2 separate regions of the Homo sapiens genome follow, and region 2 is linked to region 1. Evidence: chromatin contacts called from ENCODE Hi-C or POLR2A ChIA-PET data. All regions are on one chromosome and are shown on one strand. Each heading gives the region's core, a stretch centred on a gene start or an enhancer-like site at or near the end of the contact. The rest is flanking DNA. Distances are from core to core; before and after follow the strand shown.

Evidence for each region. Hi-C counts contacts between places; a loop is a spot of excess contacts on that map. ChIA-PET counts read pairs that join two places held with the same protein, here RNA polymerase II (POLR2A). Pooled maps may share reads with other maps.
Region 2: a pooled map shows a loop between it and region 1 (2.2-fold over the local background). The contact joins two enhancer-like sites. A Hi-C loop is called at or near these places in 4 of 50 pooled maps. POLR2A ChIA-PET finds 5 or more read pairs at or near these places in 4 of 52 experiments (PC-3, WTC11, activated CD4-positive, alpha-beta memory T cell and 1 more).

The regions. Positions count from the first base shown.
Region 1 is chrX:9,340,078-9,343,896 of GRCh38, forward strand. No RefSeq gene overlaps it. Among named protein-coding and RNA genes, the nearest start is that of TBL1X, 120 kb to the right of the region's middle. RefSeq lists an enhancer at 1,923-1,982. Within about 2 kb of position 1,559, at least 34 of the 41 ENCODE cell types and tissues checked have a DNase peak (open chromatin) inside an H3K27ac peak, as active enhancers do.
Region 2 is chrX:9,377,060-9,380,446 of GRCh38, forward strand. No RefSeq gene overlaps it. Among named protein-coding and RNA genes, the nearest start is that of TBL1X, 86 kb to the right of the region's middle. Within about 2 kb of position 2,077, at least 2 of the 41 ENCODE cell types and tissues checked have a DNase peak (open chromatin) inside an H3K27ac peak, as active enhancers do.

The DNA.
Region 1 (3,819 bases), core at 309-2,808:
ACAACGAAGATTAAATTAGCATCTTGAAAACCCACAGGGTGAGCTTGCTCCTCCCCTCCTTTAAGTCTGCAGAATTACCTGGGGCTCCCTCCCAGGTGCCAAGCACACAGATGTGAGCAAGACACTGAGACACCACTGCTGCCCTGCGCTATCACTAGGGAATCCTGTGTCCCTAGCAGCTTATCCAGCTGGCTCTCAGGCTATGGTGAAACTGCAATACAGAAGGAATATTCCAAAAGAGAATTAAAAATGCAGCTGTCATATGGGCGACAGGCCCAAGTCTAGCAGTTAACAGCTACCCCGCCCCCACCCCGCCCACTTCCCTGGGAGCAGCCCTGCTCTCCAGTCTGCAAACCCAGGGGCTGAGGGGCCGGGGCATCCCGAGGCCTGGATGCCCAAGGGATGCAAACTCCTTCCCCACCCTCTCTGCTTCCCTTATCAAGCCTCCTAAGTGTTCTCCCCATCCCATAATGGGGAATAATCCCTAAAATTCAAGGGCTGAAGCTCTAATCCCCACTACCTTTTGGAATGTGACCGTATTTGGAAACAGGATCTCTAAGGAGGTAATTAAATTAAAATGAGGTCATTAGGGTGGGCCCTGGTCCAGTAGTACTGGAGTCCTTATAAGAAGAGGCGATGAGGACACAGGCACACACAGAGGGACGACCATGGGAGGATACAGGCCGTCTACAAGCCACCGAGAGGGGCTGCGGGAGAAAGCAGCCCTGTGACACTTGGGTTTCAAACATGTGGCCTCCAGAATGTGAGGGAATCCCTGTCTGCTACTCTGGCATGGCAGCCCTAGCCGGCTCATACGGGCCCATCCCCCACTCGCCATCTCAACGTGGAGACCCTACAGGAACTCATGGCCCGGGAAGGCCTTTTGGTCCCCTCACCCCTATTTTCAAAGCCCACACAGTTAAAATGCAGGGGGGCTTCTTGCTCTTAAGACTGAAATGGTGCAGCTCCCTACACCCGTCTGTGTCCACGGCCATCCCCAGTATAGCAAACTTACATGTGACACCCAGCTCGGTATTTCCCCTCTCAGGTCCCCCTTCCCCCTCCTACAGACACATCCCCAAACCCTTTTAAGATGTTGCATAACCTGGCTCCGGAAGCCAATAGAGTTTTTACTGAATCTGGCTTCACATAACCCAACAGATTGTGAACTAGACATTTGCCAACTTTTCCCCCGTGCCAGACCATTTTTAAGTTATGTGTGCACAGAATGGCATTTAAAGGACTTAAATAACTCTCCAGGGGGAGAAAAGAGCAGAAAATAGCCCACAAGGCTCCTATAAACGGGGGCAGGAACAGCAGAAACAGAATTTGGGGCGAGTGTTCTGCTTGTTTTTAGTTGCGGCGGGAGGGGCTTTTCTATTAGGTTGTGTTTTTGTTGTTTTTGCTTTGGGGGTGAAAAAAGGGGACAGAGAACAGAAAGGAACCTAGTTTATAGTGACAGCTGTTTAGGAAAGTCATTTCTAGATTAGAGGGGAGAGCCCCTAGGGGCTGCTTCTAGATTCCACTCCTTGGGGTTGGAGGGGCCGGGTGAGCAGGCTTTGGGGAGTGCCTGGGTGACTACCCCAACCCTGCCTCAACGGCACCCCCTCCCTGTGCACCGACAAATAAATGGTGGCTGTAAAAAAAAAAAGAAATAAATGTTTTTTTAAGCAGTGCTTCCTGTTATGTTCAAGGAAGACTAGGGCCGTTTTATTATTAAGCAATTTTCTCTTTTTAAGTAAACACACACACGACCACATTGCTGCAAGGCTAAAATCTCTTGCCTTACTCAAGCATCGACGTTTTCAATCTCCTATTTTCTCAAGCCCTCAATGAAGCCTTCCAAGAGCTTGCCTATGTTTAATTTGCATTCCGAAACAGAAAATCTAATGTGTTTTAACATTGTCTGCTTCAGCTGAAAAGGAAACTGTAAATTTATACAGTCTGGTTTAAAAAAAAAAAAATTGGCCATTGCATCTAAATGAGTCTCCTCCGGAAAGAGGCTGGGTGGCGCCCCTCCCCCTCCTCCCTCTTTCACTTCCCCTCCCGCTTCTCCCTCTTTCACTTCCCCTCCCCCTCCTCCCTTTTTCACTTCCCCTTGTCCTCCCTCCCTCACCTCCCATCCCCCTCCCTCCTCCTCCCCTCCCCCTCTGCTTTTCACCCCCTCCCTCCTCCTCCCCTCCCCCTCTGCTTTTTACCCTCCCCCTGCTCCTTCCCACCTCCCCTCCCCCTCCCCCGCTGCTTTCACCCCCTCCCTCCTTCCCTCCCCCTCTGCTTTCACCCCTCCCTCTTCCTCCCCTCCCCCTCTGCTTTTTACCCTCCCCCTCCTTCTCCCCTCCACCTCTCCCCTCCCCATCCTTCTCTGCTTTTCACCCCCTCCCTCCTCCCCCCTCCTCCTCCGTTTTGCACCCCTCTCTCCTCCTTCTCCTCCCCTTCCCCCTCCTCCTCTGCTTTTCATCCCCTCTCTGTCCCTCCCTCCCCCCTCCTAGCCTCCTCTCCCTGCATTGGAGTTTAGGCCACAGCCTCCCTCCTCCCTCTTAGTCTTCCAGCCTCCTCCCCTCCCCTCCCCTCTCTTCTCCTCCCCTCCCCCAGGATCAGACTCGGGGCCGGTCTGTGCCAGCGCCCTACGTGGACTGGGAAAGAATTACCGAGGACCTTAGAAGAGCTGCGCACTCGCAGCGCCCCGCCCCCACGCCGCCGGCCGCCCGCGCGGGTGTCTCCCTGTGCTCCCAAAACACGGCTCAGGTTCACCGGGTCCTCCCCCGGGGATCTCAGGGCTGTTGGGGGGTGCTGTGGTTCCCAGAACGCCGCGACACTCTGAAACAGGAAAGGGGACGGCAGAGGGGTCCTGCTGCGGGGGAGCCCTTGAGAAGGCCTGGGTGGAGAGGGACTTGGGGACAGAGGTAAAGAAGGGAGTCTCTGGGGGTGAGGAAGTGCCTGGGAAGGGCACGAGGAGGAGTTGGGGAAGGGAAAATCAGGCCCAAAGTTTTAGGGCTCTGTCTCTACTGAAGGTCAAAAAGGGTTCCTGCAGGGCAGTGGGAGACCTGCTCCTGACGACCCCGTCCTATAATTAAATCCCTGAGTAAGAACACTCCAGAGTTGGGGCTCAGTAGCTGCCGTGTGCACCTGCGCATCAGATGCCCCCTAAGCGTACCCCTGGAAGCCTCTGATTCTGTGTCATCACGGCAGGAGGGGATTCGAGGAGTTTTGGAAGACGCCAGGATGACGTTCTTAAGCCATCTGATGGGTGAAGGGGCTTCTTCACTTCGCTGTGGCTTCACTACTTAGATGTTAAAGCGGCTTCTCTTCCTAATAAAAAACAAAGTGTAGCCACTTTTCTGTCCAAGAAAATAAAAATTCCCAGAGAAAACCAACGTTGACGTTTGCATTCACGACGTGCCTGTCGTTTTCCTCTGTGTGGAAGAATTTTCCCATCCAAAAATGGGAGTTGAGGATGGAGGTGAGGTAAATAATAAAATCGGGCTCACTCTGTATAAATAGTTCAGCATTCCGATTTGGTTACCTAGTATTAAAAAATAAATATTTTTCTAGGTCACTAAATATTTTTCAAAATTATACTTTAAATGAGGGCTTAAATTCCACCGCGTGGAATTGTATATGCCAGAATGTAGTAACCATATCCCTCTTGCACAGTATTCCTCTTGTTTAACATTTAAGGACGGTATCCTAAGTTATTCCCCATTGTGTAGTCACATAAGTCACCTTTTTCTTCACTAGCTTCAGTGCAAGAAATGAATACAGTTTCCTCTGCACCATGGGTCCGTCTGTTGCCATTGCCTGCACTGGGGTTGTTTGGAA
Region 2 (3,387 bases), core at 827-3,326, 38 kb after region 1:
TAGTGGCTTTTCTTGAACTATTATTTTAGGTTTAGGGGTACATGTGCAGGTTGGTTATATAGGTAAACTCATGTCACGGGAGTTTATTGTACAGATTATTTCATCACCCAAGTACTAAGCCTAGTACCCGATAGTTATTTTTTCTGCTCCTCTCCCTCCTCCCACCCCCCACCCTCAGGTAGACCCCAGTGTCTGTTGGTCCCTTCTTTATGTTCATGAGTTCTCATCATTTAGCTCCCTCTTATAAGTGAGAACATGCAGTACTTGGTTTTATGTTCCTGCATTAGTCTGCTAAGGATAATGGCCTCCAGCTCCATCCACGTTCCTGCAAAAGACATGATCTCATTCCTTTTTTATGGCTGCATAGTATTCCATGGTGTACATGTACGACATTTTCTTTATCCAACCTGTTACTGATGGACATTTAGATTGATTCCACGTCTTTGCTATTGTGAATAATGCTGCAGTGAACATTCACATGCATGTGTCCTTATGGTAGAATGATTCATATTCCTGAGTATATACCCAGTAATGGGATTGCTGGGTGGAATGGTAGTTCTGTTTTTAGTTCTTTGAGGAATCGCCATACTGCTTTCCACAATGGTTGAACTAATTTACATTCCCACCAACAGTGTATACGTGTTCCCTTTTCTCCACAACCTCGCCAGCATCTGTTATTTTTTGACTTTGTAGTAATAGCCATTTTGACTGGTATGAGATGGTATCTCCTTGTGGTTTCGATTTGCATTTCTCTAATGATCAGTGATACTGAACTTTTTTTTATATGCTTTTTGGTCACATGTATGTCTTCTTTTGAAAAGTGTCTATGTCCTTTGCACACTGTTTAATGGGGTTGTTTTTCTCTTGTAAATATGTTTAAGTTCCTTAATACATGCTGGATATTAGACCTTTGTCAGATGCATGGTTTGCAAATATTTTCTCCCATTCTGTAGGTTGTCTGTTTATTCTGTTGATAGTTTCTTTTGCTGTGCAGAAGCTCTTATAATTATATCCCATTTGTCAATGTTTACTTTTGTTGCCATGCTTTTGGCATCTTTGTCAATAAATTTTTGCCCGAATTTACCAAATTAAGTGGCTTAAAACAACCATAATCATGTATTCCATCTCACATTTCTTTGGGTCAGGAATCCAGGCAGAGCACAGAATGGATGACATTCTTGATTAATGATATCTGGCACTTCAACTGGCAGACTAAATGGGGACTGGAAGCATCTGAAGACGATGTGCTGGAGGATCCAGGGCTGGTAAGCTGGTATTGGCTGTTGGAGGGAGGCCTCTGTTCCTGTGGGCCCCTCCGTAGGACTGCTTGGGCATCCTCACAACATGCTGTCTGGTTCTCCCAGATGAGTGATACAAGACACCAAAAAGGAACCTGAAATGCCTGTGATGGCCTCAGAAGTCACCCACCATCATGTCCTTAATATTCTATTGGTCACAAAGGTCAACCATATTCAACATGGGAGGAGACTATGCAAGAGTGTTGTCTTAGTCTGCTCAGGCTGCCATAACAAAATACCATAAAACTGGATGGCTTATAGCTCACCGTGCTGGGGGCTGGGAAGTCCAAGATCAAGATGTCAGCCAATTCATTTCCTGGTGAGGGCTCTCCTCCTGGTTTGCAGAGGGCTACCTTCTTACAGAATTCTCACATGACACAGAGATAAAGGAGAGAGGGCTGCTCTCTTCTTCTTCTCATAAGAGCATTAATCCTGTCAGAGGGCTCTACCCTTATGAACTCATCTATCCTTTATTATTTCCCAAAGCCTCACCTTCAAATACCATCACATTATGGATTAGGGGTTCAACATATGAATGTAAGGGGCAATCAAGCTTTTAGTCCACAGCGGATGTGAATACAGGAGGTGAGGATCATTGGAGACTATCTTGAACACTTGCTACCACAGGCAACAAAACACAGCAAAGAGTCTTTTGGCATAGTGGTATGGCATGGCAGGTATAGTACAGTATACTACAGTACAGCGTAGTACTGTGTAACGTACACTGTCAAACCACATCATTTGGGTTCACATCCAAGCCACTCATTTACTCTGCAGCCTAAAGCAAATTGCTCAATCCTTTTGTGTGCCCCAGTTTCAACATATTTAAAATGTAGTAGATTAGATCATTGTTAGGCAAGTACTCATTCCTGACACCACTTCCTCCCAACCTTCGTGGAAGGAGTATACTTACCCACTCCATCCGTGTTGGCTTGACACTATAAGTTGCTTCGAACTCATGCTGGGCAGAGTGTACATCCCCATCTCTTTATTTGAGGCTCAGCAATGTGCCTCACTATGGCCAATATGAGAAGATGAGACACAAGTGGAAGCTTGAAACGAATTGTGCAGTTTTGCTTTCCCTCTTGAACGTCTCCCATGACTATGGGAAAGAAACAGCTGCAGTTTGCCTGCTAGTTTAAGGAGAAAGATGCCTGGAGCAAACCTGAATCCAGTGTGCAGCTTGGAGCTATGTGCAGATAAGCTCAGACTAAATCTTGCTGGCTCTCAGCCAAGCTGTGGCCACATTGGGGAGATTAAATGATTGCTGTGTTCAGCCATAGAAATTGTTTGGGGATGCTTCTTATATGGCATTATTGAGGTGCTAGCTGACTGACAGAGATATCAATGATAGAACCTATTTCATAGGGTTGTGAGGATTGCATGAGATAATGTATGTAGCACATTTAAAGCACTGTCTGGTGCTGGAGCTTGTTCACAGAGCCTTTGAACTTCCTCTCGGAATATGCAGTTGCCCCTCCAGCCTCCTCTGCAGGGCTGCTTTCCCTGGCCCACGCACTCCACAATGTTCCAGACTTCCTTGTCCTTCACTGTACTCAGCTTCATCCTCTCATGCCTTTCCACACCTTTCCAGGTGTTAAGTAGCTGATCTAATTCATCCATGTTAGCACAATAGTGGGAAAATGCTACCTCCACCTTACCGCCTCCGCCCTTCCTGGAAACAAGTGGTTTGTTATTTTTGTTTGTTTTAAACATTTATTGGAGTCAAAGGCTCCTTTTGTCTCATCCTGGGGAATGAGTCATGATGAACAACTCAGACAAGGGATGAGGGGATGGGCAGGCTGTTACAAGCTGGGTAGCAGAGGAAGGCTTCTGTGAACGGGAGAACAATTTCTCTGAAAAACCAGGTAGAGCTTTGAGGCAACCCAGACCTTCAGAGCATGCAGGGCTCATTCAAATCACCCACAGCCCAGCTCTCCACCTGTGCTCAGGGCCAACCCCGTCACTCCCCGCGCATGCAGGTGGCCATTGTTGAGAGCACTAACTGATACCCCAAACCTCACCCGAGGAGCCACAGGAAAACTCTTATAAAGGGGTCAAGGGAATGGAAGATGCTGCACTGGCCTGA